2 separate regions of the Homo sapiens genome follow, and region 2 is linked to region 1. A link is an interaction called in ENCODE POLR2A ChIA-PET data of the cell type or tissue named here. Cell type or tissue: HepG2. All regions are shown on one strand.

The links. ChIA-PET counts read pairs that join two places held together with the same protein. Peaks named below come from ENCODE experiments on the same cell type or tissue, not always from the same donor. Only the 100,000 strongest peaks of a DNase experiment are listed, where the experiment ranks them.
Region 2: POLR2A ChIA-PET joins it to region 1 with 7 read pairs; 1 of 35 experiments calls an interaction of 5 or more read pairs at or near these places.

Annotation. Positions count from the first base shown.
Region 1 is chr12:122,482,264-122,490,263 of GRCh38, reverse strand. It overlaps ZCCHC8 (zinc finger CCHC-type containing 8), which reads left to right. Exons shown (of 14, transcript NM_017612.5): 5 at 801-878; 6 at 6,701-6,804; 7 at 6,920-6,985; 8 at 7,569-7,629. Among named protein-coding and RNA genes, the nearest start is that of ZCCHC8, 15 kb to the left of the region's middle. In HepG2, no CTCF peak of the experiment used is centred here; DNase peaks (open chromatin) are centred at 1,023 and 3,743; H3K4me3 peaks cover 475 bases.
Region 2 is chr12:124,274,517-124,282,516 of GRCh38, reverse strand. All of the region lies in intron 3 of ZNF664-RFLNA (ZNF664-RFLNA readthrough), which reads right to left. Among named protein-coding and RNA genes, the nearest start is that of RFLNA, 17 kb to the left of the region's middle. In HepG2, no CTCF peak of the experiment used is centred here; a DNase peak (open chromatin) is centred at 3,936; H3K27me3 peaks cover 495 bases.

The sequences.
Region 1 (8,000 bases):
TTGCCTGACTTGGACATGTGGTTTTGGGTAGAAAATTAATTTTAGGCCAGAAAAAAATCTAAGTTTCTGGGGTTTATAAAAGATGGATTCCTTTTATCTAAAACCAACAGGCTTGTGGACTATCCTTTTTTCCCTCTACTTGTTTTTAGAAAATTAATTGTGTGCCCAAAGAAATCTGAGAAGTTTTACTATGTGAATATTAGATCACGCATTTATGTTTTAAAAAAAAGAGAGAGAGAGAGAGGAGAATCAGAGTTATGATTTCTGGGTCTTTTTTTTTTTTATTAAAAATTAAGGTAAGTAGTATTTCTCAAATAAGGAACTTTAGCTGTTTATCCTCAGGCTTTGGAGAACAGTGTTCTGATTGATTACGTTTTTTATTGCCTTTGGTTTTTATGTATTCTGTACAATTTTTAAAGATTCAGCAAACAAAATACATTTAACAATAAAATTCATACTGAATATTATTTTTGATTCAAGGAAACTTTTGTAGTGGCTTGAGGTCTGTGAGGGTTATATTATCAATATTGACCAGTAATGTAAAACTATATATTTTTGATCTTTCTGGTTATCTGCCTTGCCAGTTTAAAGTGTTGAAAGCGGCATAATTAATACTGGTTAAAAAAGAAGTTGTAGTGCATGCTAGTGCTTCAGAAGAAGCTCTCCTTTTACATCTTCCATTCTCCCACATGAAATGTCGTTCATAAACATTCTTAGCTTAATTTCTAAACTTACTAACTTCCATTTAAACTGGTTAAAAATTGGTTACCGGTTGTAATATGTGTTTTTCTTTGTATTAGCCATCCAGTATTGTGCTAGAGGAGGACCACAAAGTGGAAGAGTCCTGTGCCATTAAAAACAACAAGGAAGCTTTCAGTGTAAGTTTGGACATTTCAGTTTTGAATTCAGCCAATAGGTGTTTCCTATCCTATGTCAACTGGGTGGCGTTTAAAAGATAAAGTAGTATAGTCATATGTCTTCACTTGATAACAGCATCTTTTTGTGGTAAATAGCAGTTTGGACTTTAGCCTCAGTTTGCTGTTTAATAATGATTGCGTTGTGACCTGGGGCACAGTAAACATACTTTGGAGAACTTTGTTTTTGTATTGACCAACCACTGTGTTTATTCAAGAAGTTGGATGAAGATATAGAAAGCATGCTTGTTGAACTTATACATGGCTAAAGCTGAGAGGGATAGATAGCTAATGTAACAGATGGCAAATTTGGAATTTAAAGTGTTGACAGTCTCAAATGGTGGGTGAAAAACAGAAGAAGTTAACAGGGATGACCTACATTTAGGCTACAGCCTTTCAATACCTGTGCAAAATTCGTTAGTGTTAATACAATGTAGTAGTATGATTTTGCAGCTTATAATTTTTTTTTTTTTTTTTTTGAAACGGAGTCTTGCCCTGTCGTCCAGGCTGGAGTGCAATGGTGCAATCTCGGCTCACTGCAACCTCCGCCTCCCGGGTTCAAGCAATTCTCCTGCCTCAGCTTCCCGAGTAGCTGGGATTACAGGCACCCGCCACCACGCCCAGCTAATTTTTGTATTTTTAGTAGGGACAGGGTTTCACCATGTTGGCCAGGCTGGTCTCGAACTCCTGACTTTGTGATCCACCCTCCTTGGCCTCCCAGAGTGTTGGGATTACAGATGTGAGCCACTGTGCCCAGCGCAGCATATAATATTTTAAAAGGTAATGTAATAGTGGATTCTATAATATTGAAGGAAAACTGGTTTTCATGTTTATGTAGTATTATCCCATATTAGTATACCACAATTTTAGGCTGGGTGCAGTGGCTCACATCTGTAATCCCCAGTGTTCTGGGAGGCCAAGGTGGAAGGATTACCTGAGTCCAGGAGTTCCAGACTAGCCTGGGCAACATAGCCAGAACTCATCTCTATGAAAAATTCTTAAGAAATTAGCCAAGTGTGGCTGGGCGAAGTGGCTCACACCTGTAATCCCAGGACTTTGGGAGGCTGAGGCCGATGGATCACTTGAGGTCAGGAGTTCGAGACCAGCCTGGCTGTCATGGCGAAACCTTGTCTCTACTGAAAATACAAAAATTAGCCAAGTGTGGTGGTGCACACCTGTAGTCCCAGCTACTCGGGAGACTGAGTCACGGAAATTGCTTTGAACCCAAGAGACTGAGGCTGCAGTGAGCCGAGATTTGCCACTGCACTCCAGCCTGGACAACAGAGTGAGACTCTGTCTCAAAAAAAAAAAAAATTAGCCAAGTGTGGTGGCATGGACCTGTAGTCCCAGCTACTCAGGAGGCTGAAGTGGGAGGACTGCTTGAGGTCAAGGCTGCAGTGAGCCATGATTGTGCCACTGCACTCCAGTCTAGGTGACAGAGCAAGACCCTGTCTCAGAAAACAAACAAACAAACAAAATATATATATATATGTATGTATAGATACATATGTGTATATAAAAAAGAAAGAGATATGGGCCTACTGGGATGATGAAGAGCCCACAGACTTTATTGAAAGAAAAATTTACAAAGGATGTCGCATCTCTACAAATAGGATAAAGGTTGTTATTTGTAAAAGACTAAAACTTATTTTAAATCACCCTTTAAAGTGCCAAGTGGCAGAATTAAGACCAGTGATTGAATTGAGTACAAGAAGGTACATTTCAACTCAACCTTTAGAAAGTTCAAGTTTCTATAAGAGATGTGAAAAATGATATGACCTGGCATTCAAAAGAAAAAAGAAAAAAAACAAGTGAAATGGCACTTCTCATTCATAAAAGTGAATTCAGTATTACTGGAGTCAAATAGGGACTGAGATGTTATCCGGACACTTTAAAGAAAAATTTCTGAATTTGAATGAGGTAGTTTTTCATTTTCCTTCTGACCCTAAGGTTCTGGGATTGAAAGTGGCACTTGCCTAGAAACTGGGAATTTTGTTTATTAATTTAGACCTTTAAAAAATACGAAAATATTTAGTGAATGCTGTTTTGTCCCAGGGATCCTTCTAGGTTCCAGGGAGACAGCAGTGAAAAGAAGGGCAAAGTCCCAGCTCTCATCGAATTACATTGTAGTCAGGGAAGGTAGTGCCCTGAAGAAAAATAAAGCAGAGAAAGCAGAGTAGCTGTGGGGTAGGTGGTTTGTATAGTGACTGACAGCCTCTCTGAACCGAACCTTGGATGCATTGAGGAAGTAAGTGAAGGCTGTGCTTTGAATGGGGCACTCCAGGCAGTAGGAAGGTAAGTAGAAAGCCCCAAGGCAGGAGCACTACCTGGCATGTAAGTTCTAAGCTCATTAAAGGTATTACTCATGAAGGTGCTCTTAGGCTTCAGTTGTACAGATGAGGAAACAGGTGGAAAGCTAAGTAACTCGCCAGTGGGTTAGTGAGTGGCAAAGCCAGGGCAGGGCTTAAAACCAGGCCCGTGGCCTGGCACGGCGGCTCACATCTGTAATCCCAGCACTTTGGGAGGCCAAGGCAGGTGGATCACCTGAGGTCAGGAGTTGGAGACCAGCCTGGCCAACGTGGCAAAACCTCATCTCTACTAAAAATACAAAAATTAGCTGGGTATGGTGACTGAAGCCCATAATCCCAGCTACTCAGGGGGCTGAGGCAGGAGAATCGCTAGAACCCGGGAGACAGAGGTTGCAGTGAGCCGAGATCATGCCACTTCACTCCAGCCTGGGCAACAGAGCGAGACTCTCTCTCTCAAAAAAAAAGCCAGGCCCTTGGAGTCTGGAGCACGTGGTCTGAATCTGTAGGTTGTGCAACAGACTGTAATGAGGACTTTAGATTTTACTGTAAGATGAGAAGTGATAGAGGGTTTTAAGTAGAAATGTAACATGATATGAATTGACTTTTTTTTTTTTTTTTTTTTTTTTTTGAGACAGCCTCTCGCTCTGTCACCCAGGCTAGAGTGCCATGGCACAATCTCAGCTTACTGCAACCTCCCCCTCCCAGATTCAAGCAATTCTCCTGCCTCAGCCTCCTGAGTAGCTGGGATCACAGGTGTGCACCACCACACCTGGCTAATTTTTGTATTTTTAGTAGAGATGGGGTTTCACCATGTTGGTCAGGCTGGTCTCAAACTCCTGACTTTGTGATCCACCCACCGCGGCCTCCCAAAGTGCTAGGATTACAGGCATGAGCCACCACGCCTGGCCATGAATTGACTTTTTAAAAGAGCTGGGTTCTGTGTGGAAAATAGTCTGTAGCTGGTTATCTGTGGAAGCTGAAAACCAGTTAGGAAGTTATTGTATTCAACTCAGGTGAGAGAAACTGGTACTGAGACTGGAGTGAGAGTGGTGCTGCTGAGAAGTGCTTAGAACGTGGATGTACTGGGGAAGTAGAGCTGATCAAATGTGTTGATGAATTGGACGCAGAATATGAGAGCAAAAGAGTCATCGGAGTGACTCAGGTTTTTGGCCCGAGTGCCAGTAAGAATGTCGTCGTAAAAAATTAGCCAGGCGTGGTGGTGGGCGCCTGTAGTCCCAGCTACTCATGAGGCTGAGGCGGGAGAATGGCATGAACCTGGAAGGCAGAGCTTGCAGTGAGCCGAGATCGCGCCACTGCACTCCAGCCTGGGCGACAGAGCGAGACTCCATCTCAGAAAAAAAAAAAAAAGGATGTCGTCATATTTTCTCTGATGGGGAAGACTAGAGGAGGAGCAGGTTTGGAGGGGGCTAGAAATCCAGTGCAGTTTTAAGCAGGTGAGTTTGAGATGCCACTCACACGCCCCTTGAGAGCTGTCAAGTTGACACTTCCATATATAAAATTGGAGGTTAGGACTGATCAGAACTTGACCGTAAAGGAGAACATATATTCAGGGCAACTTCAATCTATGCTCCCAGTGAAAAAATAATAATTAAAAAGTGATAACTTAGGCCAGGCGCAGTGGCTCATGCCAGTAATCCCAGCACTTTGGGAGGCCAAGGCGGGCAGATCACCTGAGGTCGAGAGTTTGAGACCAGCCTGACCAACATGAAGAAACCCCGTCTCTACTAAAAATACAAAATTAGCCGGGTGTGGTGGTGCATGCCTGTAATCCCAGCTACTTGAGAGGCTGAGGCAGGAGAATCGCTTGAACCCAGGAGGTTCAACCGGAGGTTGCAGTGAGCTGAGATTGCGCCATGGCACTCCAGCCTGGGCAACAAGAGCGAAACTCCGTCTCAAAAAATAATAATAATAACTTGACCTTTAGAAGTCGTAAGCATACATATTATACTACATACCATGGGTCAGGATGAACCACCTGAGTAGTGAAAGTGGAGAGGAGGACTGAGACCTAGGGCACTCTAATACATGGAAGATAGAGGGATGAGAAGAGTCTAGCACAGAAGAGCGAGGCTCAGTCAGCAAGGAAAGAAGAGAACGGAGAAGCATGTCCTAGAAGACAAGGGAGGAAGATGTTTTTAGGAGGAAGGAAGAATTGTGTCAATTGTCACAGCTAGGTTAAGAAAGATGAAGAGTGAGAACTGTTCATTGAATTTGGCTGCATGGAGGTCATTGGGAAGCTCCATTGTTAGGAGCTCAGCCCAGTGATATGTATAGAAGCATTACTGGAAATGTTCAAGAGAGAGGGCAGTGTCATTAAAAAAATGGAGGCCAGGCACAGTGGCTCAACACCTGTAGTCCCAGCACTTTGGGAGGCTGAGGCGGGAGGATTGCTTGAGGCCAGGAGTTTAAGACCAGCCTGGACAACATAGCAAGACCCCATCTCAAAAAAAAAAATTAGCTGTGTGTAGTGACACAACTACTCAGGAGACTGAGGCAGGAGGATCATTTTAGCCCAGGACTTTGAAGTTACAGTGAGCCAAGATCATGCCACTGCATTCCAGCCTGGACAACAGAGCAAGACCCTGCCTCAAAAAAAAAAAAAAAATTAAAGAGTATATGTGAGGCCAGGTGCAGTGGTTCACGGCTGTAATCCTAACATTTTGGGAGGCTGAGTCGGGTGGATCGCTTAAGCTCAGGAGTTTGAGACCAGCCTGGGCAACATGGCAAGACTGCCTCTACTAAAAATACAAAAAAATAGCTGGGCAAAAAAATAGCTGACCGTGCTTGTGGTCCCAGCTTCTCAGGAGGCTGAGGTGGGAGGATCGTTTGAGCCTGGCAGGTGGAGGTTGCAGTAAGCCAAGATTGCACCACTGTACTCCAGCCTGGGCAACAGAGACCCTATCTCAAAACAAACAAAAAAGTGTATGTGTGTGTGTTCGGTGTATGTGTAAAGAGAGAGAGAGGCAGACAAAAATGTTAAACTATTAACAGTTGTTTAGGTGAAGGATACATTGGGTATTCATTGTACCACTTTTCCAACTTGTCTGTATGGAATTTTTTCAAAAAGAACTGGAGGGATAAGAAAAGAGTAAATGGGAAGAAAGGAAATGGAAACAATAACTAAAGGGTCTGCATGTCTTGCAAAGAGAAGCAATGAAATGGGGCATTGGAGGGAAATATGAGAGTCAAGGTTTTCATTTTTTGTTTGAATTCTGTAGAGAATGCAGCTGATAGTCATGATCCAATACAGAGGAAAAACTGATCTAGCAGAGAGAGGGAACTGACGATGTAGTTTCTACTTACACATCAAAGTCTGGCTCCTTAATAACAAGGAAGTTATTATTTCTAATAATTCCATCCAAAAATAAATTGTTAAAACAGTTAATCATAATCTTACATTATTTAATGTCTTTTTTTCTGCTTAAATAGCAATATTTTTTGACTTGTTTTCTGCAGGTTGTAGGAAGTGTCCTGTATTTTACTAATTTTTGCCTTGATAAATTGGGGCAACCGCTTCTAAATGAAAACCCTCAGCTTTCCGAAGGATGGGAAATACCCAAGTATCCTACATAGTGAATGAAGATCTTTTATGCATCTTGCCACTAAGTTCACCTTTAAAACAATTTCCAAATTTTGCAGACCATGATAACTATTCCTTAATAAAATTCACTAAAGGTACCATCAAGTCTTCAGCCACATTGTTTCTCTAGAAGGGCAAGAAATACAAGTAAAGGCAAAAAGGTTTGTGTGGGGAGTTGTTTTGTTTTACTTATTTACTTTTTTAACCAAAATCATAAACTTTTGGCTTGAAAAGTTCATGTTCTTTACTGCTGGTTTACTCTAAGGTTAATTACAGATTGAGCTAGAATTTTAATCCATACATATATGTTAAATGTTTAAATGAATCATCTGCTTCCTGGAATTCATTGGTTCTCACCTAATGTGCCTGGGTGGGTGGAAAGGTATAATTGTTGCTGTCAATTTGATTGCAGTCTTATAACCATCTGCCTTCTTTCCATGTTACCTAACGGAAATATGATCAATGTGTTCACCTTGATTCTTCGTTGTTAACCACTGAAAAAACTCAAAAGAGGTAACAGATCAGTCAGGAACAGAAGGGTTCTTGGTTAAAAGACTCTGCATAGTACTATTTAAATCACTAAATAAAGGAGATTAAAGTGTACTTCTTGTTGCAGATATTAGTGATCTGTGATCAACTTGCTTTCTTGTCTCTCTGATACACTTTGCTGTCATATAGAATTTTATTGATTTGCTTTTCTATTTTTATTGACATTATAAAAATCTTTGTCTTTTGACCAAATAGGCCAAAGCCTCACTGTTTCAATTGTGGTTCTGAAGAACACCAAATGAAAGATTGCCCAATGGTAAATTTTTCTCATGTTAAGAAAAGTCTTTGAACAAGAGCTTTCTAATGTTTTCAACACATTTATGTTATTGTATGACATGAAGGAACTTTCTTTGTTCCTTTAATTTGAAATCTTGTGTCCTTTAATTTGAAATCTTTTCAAATTTGTGTTCATATTTTAAGACATTAAATTTTTTCAGTAAATAATTTAAAACAGTGTCCTTTAATTTGAAATCTTTTCAAATTTGTGTTCATATTTTAAGACATTAAATTTTTTCAGTAAATAATTTAAAACAGTACTCTTTGTATTTGAGATGAATAAACATGAGAATTAAATTGTAGAGTTTATCCTAAAAACTTGATTTAATTTATGATAATAGGTAATAAATA
Region 2 (8,000 bases), 1.8 Mb before region 1:
TGAGGGAATTGTGTCAAGTCAGTCCTTGGCACGCTGTCTGATACACTGGGAGTGCTCAATGAATATTGGCATTTAATAATAATAACTCACACCGAGCTTATCATTTTCATACATGCTGCTATGAATCTATGACTTCCATTTCCAGGCCTTGTGGGTTTTTATTTGTTTGTTTGTTTGTTTTTGACAGAGTCTTGCCCTGTCGCCAGGCTGGAGTGCGGTGGCTCGATCTCAGCTCACTGCAACTTCTGCCTCCCGAGTTCAAGCGATTCCCCTGCTTCAGCTTCCTGAGTAGCTGGGATTACAGGTGCACGCCACCATGCCCGGCTAATTTTTTGCATTTTAGTAGAGATGGAGTTTCACCGTGTTGACCAGGATGGTCTCAATCTCGTGATCCACCCGCCTCGGCCTCCCAAAGTGCCGGAATTATAGAGATAAGCCGCTGCACCTGGCCCCTTCTGGTTTTTTAAGACGTTGTTTGATCTCTGTTACAATTCATCTTGTTCTGCTCTGCCAAAAATATTTCATGGTTTACCAGACTGTTCTCCCCAGCTTTGTATCATTTTTTAATGTGATCAGCCTAGGTTTTGAAGGCCTTGTGAAAAATCATTAATGAAAACACTGAACTGAGTGAAACAAGGGTAGAGCCCTGTGACATACCATTAGAGACCTTTCAGCAGGTTGGCATCAGCCACATGAAATCAGCCCTTCTTGGTTCCTCACTGTAATGGTTATGAAACCATTTAATCATGCTCTTACCCAGCTCACATTTCTCTATCTTATTTATGGGAAACAGAGGCAAAGTTTTTGATAATGCAAGCTGAACTTCAGATATCCTTATACTACAAAATTCCTCTCTGTATCACTCGTGTAACCCTATCAAATATATAAAAGGCATTTGTCAGGTGTGACTTGTTCTATGTGAACTCATAGCAGCTTTCAGAGACCACTTTTATTTTCTACATTTGAAAATGATTCTGTTAGTAACAGTGTTAGTCAGCTTCAGCTAAGTTCTGCCACAGTAACATACAGCCCCTGGCTCTCAGTGGCTTATAACAACAAAAGCTTATTGCTAACCCCACAAGTCCATTGCAGGCTGGCTGAAGTTTTTCTGCATATCAATCTTCATTCTAGGGACCCAGGCTAAAGGAGCAGTCCCTCTTGGAGTCATGTCAGTCTTGTGGTAGGGAGAAAAGAGAAGCGGAGGACCTCATGGTAGCTCTTGGGGATTCTGCCCAGAAGTGAAGCATGTTTCTTTTGTTCATACCTATTGGCCAAAACAAGTCACATGGTGAAGCCTGCTATCAACGGAGCAAGGACATACAGAAGTGTGGGATGCAGCCCCAGGGAAGGGCAGTGGCTATTTGGAACCATAATACAACCCCCCAGCTACATATTACTATGTACTTGAAGAGCAGAATCCACCTCCTACCTCTTTAGAAAATTGGGGTATTTTCCCAATACTATAGTGTCTGGAGTTATCAAAGCAGCAACAGCTCACTCATCTCATCTATCAGCATTCTGACAACTCTGGAATATAATTTGGATATTTTTGGGGTCACCCACCCCTGCAAGTGCCCGGTAGGTCAGGGTCTCCCCATAAATATCCAGATTATACCCTAGAGTTGTCAGAATGCTGATAGATGAGACAATTGAACTGCTGTTAGTTTGATAACTCCAGACACTGTAGTATTGGGAAAATATCCCAATTTTCTAAAGAGGTAGGAGGTGGAGTCCACTGTTCATGTATGTCATAACATATAGCTGGTAGGTTGTATTGTTGTTCAAAATAGCCACTGGCCTCTCCCTACAGATCGCCATCTAACATACTATTTATTACTTGGAAAAGTGACTTAGCCTCCCTTGCCTCAGTTTCCTTGTCTGTAAAATGGGGCTCATAACAGCATCTACCAAATAGGGTTGTTGTAAAAACTGAGTGAGTTCGTATGTGGGAAGCATGTCAAGCAGTGGTTGGCACAAAGTGAGTGCTGTCGCAGTGTTAGCTGTGGTGATTGTCATCGCCGTCATCATCATACGTGCATCCACTAGAGGGGCATCGATGGCGATTGTAACTTGGGCAGTGGAGGGAGACCAGAGCTGGTTAGGGTGCTACCCACCCAGCCCCCAGAGCAGACAGACCCCCAGGACACTGACTGCCAATCACATCACGTTTTCTCGACCTGAAAAATAACCAGCTGTGCAAACAATGCGCGCTTCCTTCCAGGGCTGCTGGGAAACCACTGAGGGGCGGTGCCCTGGTGAGCTTCCCCAGCCCTTGTCAGTCCTCCTTGGGGAGAAGGTCCAAGACTGGAATGCCCCAGAACCCATTGGCTGGTGAGGGAGAAGCTCCTGGCCTCTTCTTTGGCTGGTGAGGGAGAAGCTCTTGGCTCCCACAGGCCGGCAGCTGTGGGGAGAGCAACATTCCAGCAAAAGGCAGAGCAGGCAGGCTCAGGCTGGGGACCCACGCCGGCTGCCCGGGACCCACGCTGGCTGCCTCAGGACTCATGCCGGCTGCCCGGGACCCACACTGGCTGCCCTGGGATCCACGCTGACAGGACTCACACTGGCTGCCCGGGGCCCCTTCCTGTGCTCAGCCGAGACCCACGCTGGCTGTCCCAGGACCCACGCTGGCTGGACTCATGCTGGCTGCCCGGGACCCACGCTGGCTGCCTGGGCCCCTTCCCGTGCCCCGTTGGGCTCCTCTCAACCCATGTTTTACCCCGTTTCTGCAGAGAGCAGCTCCCCGCAGGTGCCATGGGATGGCTCTCACCTTAGTGCACACCCCGCACCTCTTGCTTCCTCCCCCAGGGTTTTGCGGATGCTGCGGTGTGTGTTGTACCTGCAAGAACCTGCTTGGACCCCCTGCCTGGGAAACCCAGGAGTGTGAGGGCAGGGCTGACATATACAGAGCCCCCCTCCCCGCCCTGTGACCAATGGGGGGCAGCGGCTGATAGACAATGCTTCCCTTTTCATCTGCGGGGGAACACTTCTGCGGCTGCTTTCAGGAGACTCCTGGGCAGCTCCCGCTGGATGCTGCACCAGCCCCTAAGGATCTGTTCATGGGCGCCCCCTCCTTCACTTCCCAGCCCCAGCCCTGCTCCTGGGCCCGATTCCCACACACGGCCTCTCACCAGCCTTCAGCTACAGCTCTGCTTGAGGGGCGAGCCCAGGCTGATACTGGTTTTCTCCCACTGTTCCTAATCTACCCCCATCTCTTATGCACGAACGTGTGTGCACGCCAATGCACATGAGTGCATTTACACACGCGCTCACACACGCGTGCACACGCGCACACACATGCACACACGCATGCACACACACACACATGCACACACACACAGGTTTGTGCTCCTCTCAGCCTCCAAACATAAACCAAACCACATCTGCAGGGAGACGATTTTCCGAGCGACAACCACAATTTAGCAAATGGAGCACAACCAGCTCCCCGCGGGCAAGGGCTGCATCTGCCATCGGCTGTGCTGTGCCCTGATGAGGACCAAGGTGGCGGGTGTGTGACCACTGAGACAGAGAGGTTTCACAGGGATGGGAGGGGTGCAGTCTGTTGGATGAGCCGTAGATTCGAGACCCTAAATTGCTGTATTTTCCTTCTCCTGGTGGAATGAATGCAGCCTCAGACAGATGCTGCCCCGCAGCTGTTTGTGGCAGGGGGCCCCGTGGCAGGCCAGTGACTTTGAAACGGGGGATTGGAATGGAGTCTGACAAAGGGGCCACTGTCTTTGAGGGAACTTGACTGAGCCCAGCACAGCCCGAGCAGCGGGAGTTTGCACAGCTGCGGCTGGAAGCAAACATGTACTTTTAGCTGACCTGGGCCCGTGGCTTTGGGCATTAAACCTGACACTTTCCAGATGTGCGGGGCCCTCCCTTTGGCACCGTGCACAAACACTCTGTCCCCAGGTACACACACACTCACACACACACTCAGGCACTGGCAGCGCAGCTCTGTAAATGCGGCATTGTGCTGCAGACCCAGGGCCCCTCGACAGATTCCACACCCAGACCCGAAGGGGAGGCCCCGGGCTGGGCTGGAAATTTATGAGCTGGATTTCAAAATAGTTCAAGTTCAAAGTCAGCTCAACAGCAGCTGCCTCCCTGACCACCATCATTCTTCATGCCTGGCTCCAGGTTGGGTGGTAAGGGGATGCTGAACATGCCTTCCAGAAGGTTCTTTTCTACCCATATTAGCATGGACCCCGAGAGCTCCAGCACCAGCGAGAGAGAGGCTCAGCAGGAGTTTGGGGAGCCAGGAGGGTACCCCTAATTGGCCACTCTCCCTCAGCATTGTTTGCACAAAGCCCCTGGGGCCCTGAGTCTAGGGGCAAGCCACAGTGTGGCCCACGGCTGCTCCGGGGTCTCCAAGGGCCTTACAGGCCACACTTGCCTGGCTCAGGCCCCTCCCTCCAGCTCCGTGCTCTGAAAACTGCCCTGCTCAGCAGTCCTAGCTGGAGGGTGGGAGGAAACAGATGTGCCAGGGCCCTGTGCTGACGGAGGCCACGTGACCGCAGGTTGGCGGGGACACTTGTATGGTCTCTTCCTCCCCAGTGAAGAAGAGGAGGAGGAGGGGGGTGGAGAGGAGGAGGCAGAAGAGGAGGAAGAGGGAAGGAAAAGAGGAGGAAGAGGAGGAAGAGGAGGAGGAGGAAGAGGAAAAGGAGAGAGGGGAGAGGGGGAGGAGAAAGAGGAAGAGGAGGAGGAGAAGGAAGGAGAGGGGGAGAAGGAGGAGGAAGAGGAAGGAGAGGAGGATGAGGGAAGGAAAAGTGGAGGAAGAAGAGGAGGAGGAAGAGGAGGAGGAGAGAGGGGAGAAGGGGAGAAGGGGAGGAGAAAGAGGAGGAAGGGGGCGGAGATCGGGACTGTAGGGGCAGCTTGGGCAGGAGGTGGCTTTCCCTGCTGGGTAAGTCCCCAGGGCCAACAGCAGGAGAAGCCCGACGGGGAGGGTGTGGCTTCCCTGCTGGGCTCGGGTACAGGAGAGGCTGTCCTCCCTACCTTGCTTGTGTGTGGCAGGTCCTGGGTTGTGGAGGCAGCCCAGGAAAGCCGTTAGCCAGGGACAGCACCGACTCACAGGCTGCTTATCCTCCTGGGACGAACCTGAGGATCCTGGAGATGCTCGCCAGCTCCCAGGATCTGGAAAGGACACTGGGAGGCTCAGTAACACCAGAACCCACACCTGGCAACCCCCTTTATCTTCCTTCCTCAAACACTTAACTAAGTCCCTCTGTGGGCTCCGGGTGTAGAATCTACCATTTCTTGTTATCTTCTTCATTCTTATTGGGGTGCAATTTTCACAGGTAAAGGGCACACACTGTGAAGGTGCAGCTTGGTACGTTTTTACAAATATGCCCCTACGTGACCACCACCCAGGTAAAAGCACAGGACACCGCCCACGCCCCAAGGGCTCCCTCGCTCCCCCTCCCAGGTGGCGACCCCCAGAGCATCCATTATGTTGACTTTCATCATCACTGATGATTTGTGCCTAAAGACGAACTAAGCTTCATCTTTTTCACCTAAACAAAGATGTAGAATAACTGGATCAACTGTAGATGCACCTTACAACGTGGGCTCTTTGTGCCCAGCTTCTTTTTTGGCCAACATAATACTCTTGAAATCCACCCGTGTTGCTGAGTGTGTTGGTAGTTTGTTCTTTTACTTGCTGAATGATATTCTTTTGTATGAATATACCATCATATGCTTTGTCCATTCTTTAGCTTGTGGTCATTTGGCTTATTTCCAGTTTGGGGTTATGAATAAAACTGCAACGGATATTCTTGTATTCTACATGTCTAAGAAACTATTTCTAATCCAAGTACCTTGAAGTATCTATCCCATCTAGCTAGCTATTTATCTATCATGTATCTTGATCTATCTATGTATCTATCATTTATCTTGATCTATCATCTGCCTATCTTGATCTATCATCTCTTGATCTATCATCTGTCTTGATCTATCTATCTTGATCTATCTACCATCTATGTATGTATGTATGTATCTATCTAATCTATCTATCTATCTATCTATCTATCTATCTATCTATCTATCTATGTGTTTGTCCGCCCATCTATCTATCTATCCATCCATCTGTTTGTCCATCCATCCACCCATCCATCCATCCATCCATCCATCCCTCCCTAGCACCTGCCAATCTCTGTATAACTGGAGGTCACTCATACTCGGAACAAGGTAACTCCTCTTTGGCTGCCCTTTCTTCTTTGTCTTTACCACTAAATGTTTTCAGGCCCACCCTGGACAAGGTCCACGCTAACCACATCACACGCATCATCTCATTGAACCTTGCCATCAGCCCGAGGGCAGGGATGATTTCTATAGAGGAGGAGAGAGGCTGAGTGAGGTGGGGTGACAGGCCTGAGGTTCCTGTGCTCACCAGCAGCGAAGGTGACATTAGAACCCAGGTGTCTCTCCTGCTGGAGCTTGGGCTCCACCTCTGGCACTGGTGGTGCGTGGCTGGACTGAGTGATGTCTCCCCTCTGCCAGCGCTTTCCATTCACAAGGACTTTCACAGCCACTGTGTGGGTTCCTCTTGTGGCTGTGACAAACTATCACAAACTTAGTGACTTTATTCTATTTTATTTTTTTGAGACAGGCTTGCTCTGTCATGCAGGTTGGAGTGCAATGGCATGATCCCAGCTCACTGCAACCTCTGCCTCCCGGGTTCCAGCGATTCTCCTGCCTCAGCCTCCCAAGTAGCTGGGATTACAGGTGTGCAATACCGCTCCTGGTTAATTTTTGTATTTTTAGTGGAGACGGGGTTTCACCATGTTGGCCAGGCTGGTCTCGAACTCCTGATCTCAGGTGACCCGCCCGTCTCGGCCTCCAAAGTACTGGGATTACAAGAGTAAGCCACTGCACCCGGCCCAAACTTAGTGACTTTAAAAACACACACATTTGTCATCTTCCAGCACTGTAGCTCTGACACGGGTCTCACAGGGCTAAGACCAAGGTGTCAGCAGGGCTGGTTCCTTCTGGAGGCTCTGGGGGGAATCATCTCCTTAACTTTCCAGCTCTGGTGCCCACCCACCAGCCCCAGGCTCACGGCTGAGTCCTTCTCATGCTACCCTCTCTAGATCTGCCCTCCATGGCCACATCTTCCTTTGGCTCTCTCTACTTCTGCCTCTCTCTCTCTCTCACTTTTAAGGACATTGTGATGACACTGAGCCCACCCAGATAATCTAGGACAACATCTCCATCTCAGGGTCATTGATGAGCAACTTTAATTCCCCTCTGCCACGTAACCCAACATATTTGCAAGTTCCTGGGATGAAGGTGGGGATGCCTTTTGGAGAGGGCCATTATTCTGCCTAACACATGCATTTTTCAGATCTGCTGCAAGCCTGCTTGGGTAGATGCAAGCTCAGAGACGTTAAGCTTGCAAGTGGCTGAGCCAGGACTGGAATTGAGGTCATCCAGATCCAGGTTTTCCCACCACTTACGATGCCTCCCTGGGTGATGGATAAGGCCCAGTCCCGTACTACCATTCATAGAAATATGATGCGGCCATAGTTTGAAATATGAACTCCTTTCCCTGGTTTTCTGCTAGTACAACTTCAGGGAAGGGTTGTTCCAGCAGAAATACAGAGAAGAACAAAAGATATTAATTTTTGTCTCTTGAGCATCAAAAGTTGGGATTTGGGCCTAAATGGGAGATTGGATATTCCCAGGGCCAATACAGCCCTCTCTCTACTCTTGCCAAGAGAGAATGGAAATTCCTCAGAGAAGGGGATCACAGAGGCAATTAGCCAGGACATCAGAGAGGGGCTGCTCCCCACCTCCTGTACTCCATCTCAGGCTCGGAACACCATGCTGAGATGAGGTGGTCCCGGGACTTGAGAACCAAGAAGACCAGAGCCTTGTTTTCTAGAAGTTTCCTCATACCAGCTTGCACAGGATCAGAAACACTCTGAGGAGTGGGGCAGTAGGTCCGTATTCTTTCCCATGGGTGCCCTGTGGCCCCAGAGTTTGGCGTGAGAGTATCTGAG